Linked DNA regions of Homo sapiens: region 1 is linked to region 2. Evidence: chromatin contacts called from ENCODE Hi-C or POLR2A ChIA-PET data. All regions are on one chromosome and are shown on one strand. Each heading gives the region's core, a stretch centred on a gene start or an enhancer-like site at or near the end of the contact. The rest is flanking DNA. Distances are from core to core; before and after follow the strand shown. Region 1 overlaps UBE2H-DT (UBE2H divergent transcript). Region 2 overlaps UBE2H (ubiquitin conjugating enzyme E2 H).

What was found. Hi-C counts contacts between places; a loop is a spot of excess contacts on that map. ChIA-PET counts read pairs that join two places held with the same protein, here RNA polymerase II (POLR2A). Pooled maps may share reads with other maps.
Region 1: POLR2A ChIA-PET joins it to region 2 with 14 read pairs in AG04449. The contact joins two enhancer-like sites. A Hi-C loop is called at or near these places in 1 of 50 pooled maps. POLR2A ChIA-PET finds 5 or more read pairs at or near these places in 10 of 52 experiments (AG04449, B cell, HEK293 and 6 more).

Annotation. Positions count from the first base shown.
Region 1 is chr7:129,983,066-129,986,006 of GRCh38, reverse strand. All of the region lies in intron 2 of UBE2H-DT (UBE2H divergent transcript), which reads right to left. Among named protein-coding and RNA genes, the nearest start is that of UBE2H-DT, 31 kb to the right of the region's middle. Within about 2 kb of position 1,351, at least 2 of the 41 ENCODE cell types and tissues checked have a DNase peak (open chromatin) inside an H3K27ac peak, as active enhancers do.
Region 2 is chr7:129,905,306-129,908,282 of GRCh38, reverse strand. The region is part of intron 1 of UBE2H (ubiquitin conjugating enzyme E2 H); the gene reads left to right. Among named protein-coding and RNA genes, the nearest start is that of UBE2H, 46 kb to the left of the region's middle. Within about 2 kb of position 1,427, at least 6 of the 41 ENCODE cell types and tissues checked have a DNase peak (open chromatin) inside an H3K27ac peak, as active enhancers do.

The sequences.
Region 1 (2,941 bases), core at 102-2,601, 78 kb before region 2:
TTTCTCTGCATCCTCACCAGCATTTGTTATTTTTTTGCTTTTTGATAACCATTCTAACTAGGACAAAATGGTATCTCAGCCGGACGTGGTGGCTCATGCCTGTAATCCCAACACTTTGGGAAGCTGAAGCAGGTGGATCACCTGAGGTGAGGAGTTTGAGACCAGCCTGGCCAACATGGCGAAAAACCATCTTTACTAAAAATACAAAAATTAGCCGGGTGTGGTGGCAGGAGCCTGTAATCCCAGCTACTCAGGAGGCTGAGGCAGGAGAATTTCTTGAACCCAGGAGGTGGAGGTTGCAGTTAGCCGAGATCGTGCCACTGCACTGCAGCCTGGGTGACACAGCGAGACTCCATCTCAAAAAAAAAAAAAAAAAAAAAGATATCTCATTGTGGTTTTGATTCGCATTTCCCAGAATATTAGTGATCACGATTTTTTCATATACCTGTTGGCCATTTGTGTGTCTTCTTTTGAGAGATGTCTATTTAGCTAATTTTCCATTTTCTTTTCTTTTTTAAAAACAGAGACAGGAAGGCTGGGTGCAGTGGCTCATGCTTGTAATCTGAACACTTTGGGAGGCCGAGGCAGGCGGATCACCTGAGGTCAGGAGTTCGAGACCAGTCTGACCAACATGGTGAAATGCTGTCTCTACTGAAAATACAAAATTAGCCAGGTGTGGTGGCGCATGCCTGTAATCCCAGCTACTCAGGAGGCTGAGGCAGGAAAATCGCTTGAACCCAGGAAGTGGAGGTTGCAGTGAGCTGAGATCATGCCACTGCAATCCAGCCTGAGTGACAAGAGCAAAACTCCATCTCAAAACAAACAAACAAACAAAAATAGAGACGACAGGATCTTGCCACATTGCCCAGGCTGGTCTCAAACTCCTGATCTCAAGTGATCCTCCTGCCTTGGTCTCCTAACGTGCTGAGATTACAGGTGTGAATCACCCTGCCTAGCCCTATTCTGGATATTAATCCCTTGTTGGATAAGTAGTTTGCAAATATTTTCTCTCATTCTGCAGGTTGTCTCTTTACTCTGTTATTTCCTTTGCTATACAGAAGTTTTTTGGTTTGATATAATCTCATTTGTCTATTAAAATATGCATTTATATTTTCATTATGAAAGTAGTAAAAAATAGAGCAAAAAAGGTAAATTTCACTGGTACATGGGTACAATCACTTCTAAAAAATAACTTTACCTAGTCAACTTGAACATGTTCATATCCTGGAATCCAGCAATTCCAGTCCTAGGTATACATCCAGAGAAACTAATATACACTCGCACCAGACCATGTATATAGGAACAGTCATGATCACATTGTTCCTAGGAGCAAAAAATTGGCAATGATCCAAATTCCACCCAAAACAATACTGGCCAGACATGGTGACTCACACCTGTAATCCGAGCACTTTGGGAGGCCGAGGTGGATGGATCACCTGAGGTCAGGAGTTCGAAATCAGCCTGGCCAACATGGCGAAACCCCACCTCTACTAAAAATACAAAAAATTAGCTGGGCATGTTGGTGCACGCCTGTAGTCCCAGCTATTCGGCAGGCTGAGGTGGGAGAATCGCTTAAATCCAGGAGGCAGAGGTTGCAGTGAGCCGAGATTGCACCACTGCACTCCAGCCTAGGATACAAGAGCAAAACTCCGTCTCAAAAAAAAAAAAAAGAATAAAAGAAAAAGAAAAATCTCCAAACACAATATGCTCAACACCTCATCCCACATTTTCCTCTCAAGGCTGCTCCTTCTCCACTGTGTCCCCTGTTCGTGTTCACAGCATCCCACCCTCCCACTCACCCAGGTTGGAAAGCCTCTTCCCTCTGCCTCACCCCAATCAGTTATCAAGTACCACGGATTCCACCTGGAGAATGTCTTGCAAGACTCTCTCCTGCCAGCCTGATTCAGATTGTATTTACCTCTTGCCTGAATCTCAGCTGTGATAGCAGCTAACTGACACTTTTTCCTCCAAGCTCCCCTCTGATCTAACCTTTACCCTACTACCAAGCTTATGATCTTTCTAGAGATGGGGTTTGGAGATTTCTAACAGACAGTTGGAAATGTGGACCTAGAGCTCAGGAGAGAAGTCTTTCCCTTCATCCTCTGCCCTACTTTAGTCTCTCAAACATGTTCAGTAAAGATGCTATAACTTTTTTTTTTTTTTTTTTTTTTTAGACAGGGTCTAATTCTGTCACCCAGGCTGGAGTGCAGTGGCACCGTCTCAGCTGACAGCAACCTCTACCTCCTAGGCTCAAGTAATCCTCCCACTCAGCCTCCCAAGTAGCTGGGACTATAGGCGCATGCCACTACACCAAGCTAATTTTTGTATCTTTTTAGAGACAGGGTTTCGCCATGTTGGCCACACTGGTCTCGAACCCCTGGGCTCAAGTGATCCGCCTGCCTTAGCCTCCCAAAGTGCTGGGATTACAGGCGTGAGCCACCGTGCCCAGCCAAGATGCTGTAACCCAATTATCCTCTCAGTGTAACCAGGACTGGCTGCCTTGATGCCTTCCGGGGTTGTATCCCACTTTAGACTGATATCTGGACCTAGAACTGTGGTCTCTGCCCAGGTGGAATTATGATCCAGTATCCCTTATTTATTTTTTTTTTCAAAATCTACCCCAACATGGCCGGGCACGGTGGCTCATGCCTGTAATCCCAGCATATTGGGAGGCCGAGGCAAGTGGATCACCTGAGGTCGGGAGTTCGAGACCAGCCTGACCAACATGGTGAAACCCTGTCCCTACCAAAAATACAAAAATTAGCCGGGCGTGGTGGCACATGCCTGTGATCCCAGCTACTTGGGAGGCTGAGGTAGGAGAATCACTTAAACCAGGGAGGCAGAGGTTGCAGTGAACAGCAACTCCGTCTCAAAAAAAAAAAAAAAAAAAAAAAAAATTAGCAGGTGTGGTAACTGACCTGTAGTTCTACCTACTCGGAGG
Region 2 (2,977 bases), core at 178-2,677:
TTTCTTATTCATGGGCATGCTTTAATTCTTGAAACTAGTAAAATGTTAGACTCTTAAATCTTAACACTTTTTTGATAACTGTCTACTGCTGGTAAGATTAAGATATGGTGCTTCGGAATTATGTCATTATTTTGAGTGAGAAGAAATGTCGAGGAACTCTTCATTTAGCACCATATCCAAGCCAAACCTCGTATAGAAATTACACAGTGGTGTGCTGGTGAATATTGAACAACCACCCTGGGGAGGGGGATAAAGCCCTGATTTGTAATGTTTGCTGATTTCTGAGGTATAAATACTCTATCATGGCTGGTTTCAGGCTACTAGTGTTATGTTGCTGAAGTTGGGAAAAAATGTGTATAATCAGCTGGCTTGAATTAATCTCAGCTATCAAATATTCAGGATTTTACAGCCTGACTTTTTTTCCAGCCTGTATTTTAATAATCTGCTTATTCTTGTCTTTATCTTTGTCCTTTGTTTTGAAAAAATTGGTCTTCCTGAGGTATAATTTATATGCAGTAAAATTCAGCAATTTTAAGTGTATACATTTGATGAGTTTTGACACATGTATACCTCGTCACAATGATGATATTCCATTAACCTTTCTATACACAGTTGCCAGATTAATTTTCCTAAAATTGTGCTTTGCATCCGTCATCTACCTCGGCATAAAACCTTCACTGGCTATGTACTGTTCATAGGATAAAGTACAAAATGCTGTGGTCTGGCTCTCTACCGTCTTGCTTTTTGTCTACTTATCTGCTTTTATCTACCACAACCCGGCTACATGAACCTCTTATTGCAATAAAACTGATCAACTGGTTCTAGGCACAGTTGCTGCATCTGTGCCTTTGCTGTCAGCTGTACCCTGCCTATGATATTCCTTGGACATCATATTCCTTCTTGACTGCTTGGCCTTTCCTTAAAGTCTGGCTCAAGCCCCATTTTCTTACACGATCCAGGCTTTACTGATTACTTCTGCATCCCGACAGCTGTCATACCGCTTGTTTTGGCACTTAACTATCGCAACTTGTATTGAAATTCCAGAGGTGTTTTTTGGAGTCATTTGATCTTACCCAACAAAGTTGTAAACTATGATGGGGTAGGAAACGTACAACGGAGTTTTTAGCACTTTGCTCAAAAAAAAACAAGAACACCCCCTAATAAATGGCTTTTGATGATGATAAACCTTTAAGCAGCTCTTCCAACTCAGTGAGTCGCAAATTCAGTAACACTACTGGGGAGAATAGTACTCTGTTGTACCATTGACGTAGAGACTGAAGGTTTGGTCTGTCCCAGAGCATAGATGTGTAGTAATGTCTCTCAAAACTAGTATTAGTCATTAAAGTGCACATTGGAGATTTTATCTCTGCCTTGAAAATTCATCCAAAGGTAGTTAGCTTCATGGACTTTGGACTTTTGGCACGGATTAAGCGTTTAAAGTAGGTCTCCAAAGAAACTTCTTTGTTTCTCTCAACCAGCTTTATTGCACTTTTTGAAGTACTGGTAAGAGGTCAGGAGGGTGTATCTCATTGGTTTCCTTCCTGTCCCAGGAAGCCATGTTACGGTATTCTGAAAGAACTTTTTCTTTTTCAGTAACTTTACTATAAGCAAATTTTTTTTTCTTTTTAAAACTTGAATTTTCTCTGTAAGACATTGCATACTTGTTGAAAGCAGACATTAAATGATAACCTAACAAATACTTAACTTAATTCTAGATGCCTATCTGTTTCTCAGGATACCTTGTAGGTTCCTCTTCTCTTAAATACTGGCTTTACTCAGGGCTGGGCGCGTGACTCACAACTGTAATCCCAGCACTTTGGGAGGCTGATGTGGGTGGATCACATGAGGCCAGGAGTTCGAGACCAGCCTGGCCAACATGGTGAAACCCTGCCTCTACTAAAAATACAAAAATTAGCCGCATGTGGTGGCACACACCTGTAATCCCAGCTACTCAGGAGGCTGAGGCACAAGAATCGCTTGAACCGGGAGGTGGAGGTTGCAGTGAGCCAAGGTGGCGCCACTGCACTCCAGCCTGGGCAACAGAGCAAGACTGTCTCAAAAAAAAAAAAAGAAAGAAAAAAAAATGGCTTTACTCGGGGTTTCACAGTTCATCCTTATCTCTTGGTAGTTAGTACCCTATTCTTGAGTGATTTCATCTATTATTGCCTGAATGTGTTTTTAGAATAAAAATTCCATATCTCTTGAGCTCTGGTCTTGGATGGCCAAATGCCTACTGGACATCTTCTCTTTGCTGCTTTTCAGAGACCCCAGATTCAACATGTCCTAAATGGAACATCTGTATAAGTCTTTTTTTTTTGGAGACAGTGTCTCGCTCAGTGGCCCAGGCTGGAGTACAGTGGCACTGTCATAGCTCATTGTAACCTCTAACTCCTGGCTCCTGGGCTCAAACCATCCTTCTGCTTTGGCCTTCTGAGTAGCTGGGACTGCAGGCGTGAGCCGCTGTGCCTGGCCTCTCTGTAAGTCTTAGGCCCTCTCTTATTCCTCGATTGCTGAATGGTATTACCATCAGCAATACCAGGATAACTCAACTTGAGATAACTCAAGCCAGAAACATTGGAATCATCCTTGGCTTGTCCCTCTTCCTTCTCTTTCTGTGTCTGTGAGGTTCACCTCAAACATTTCTTACAAAAATCCTTTTCCTCCTCTGTTTTGAGTTCTGGCCAACCTTATCCTTTGTTGGGAAGGGGACTCCCCTGCCTTCCAAGCATCTAATTTGTGTACTAAGAGCAGATCTACTTCCATGGCATCAGATGAACCAAGCTCATAAGTCTGAAAGGTACAACTGGAAAACCAGCATATAATTTTAATTGTGTACCAGTGTTTCTGGTCTCTATAGGTAAACATAGCTGGGATCCCATACTATCATTGGAAAGAAGGTTATTCGAGAAGGCATTAGAACAAAAACAATGAGATGAATCAAATGTATAATGGTCTGACACAATCTGATGATACCACC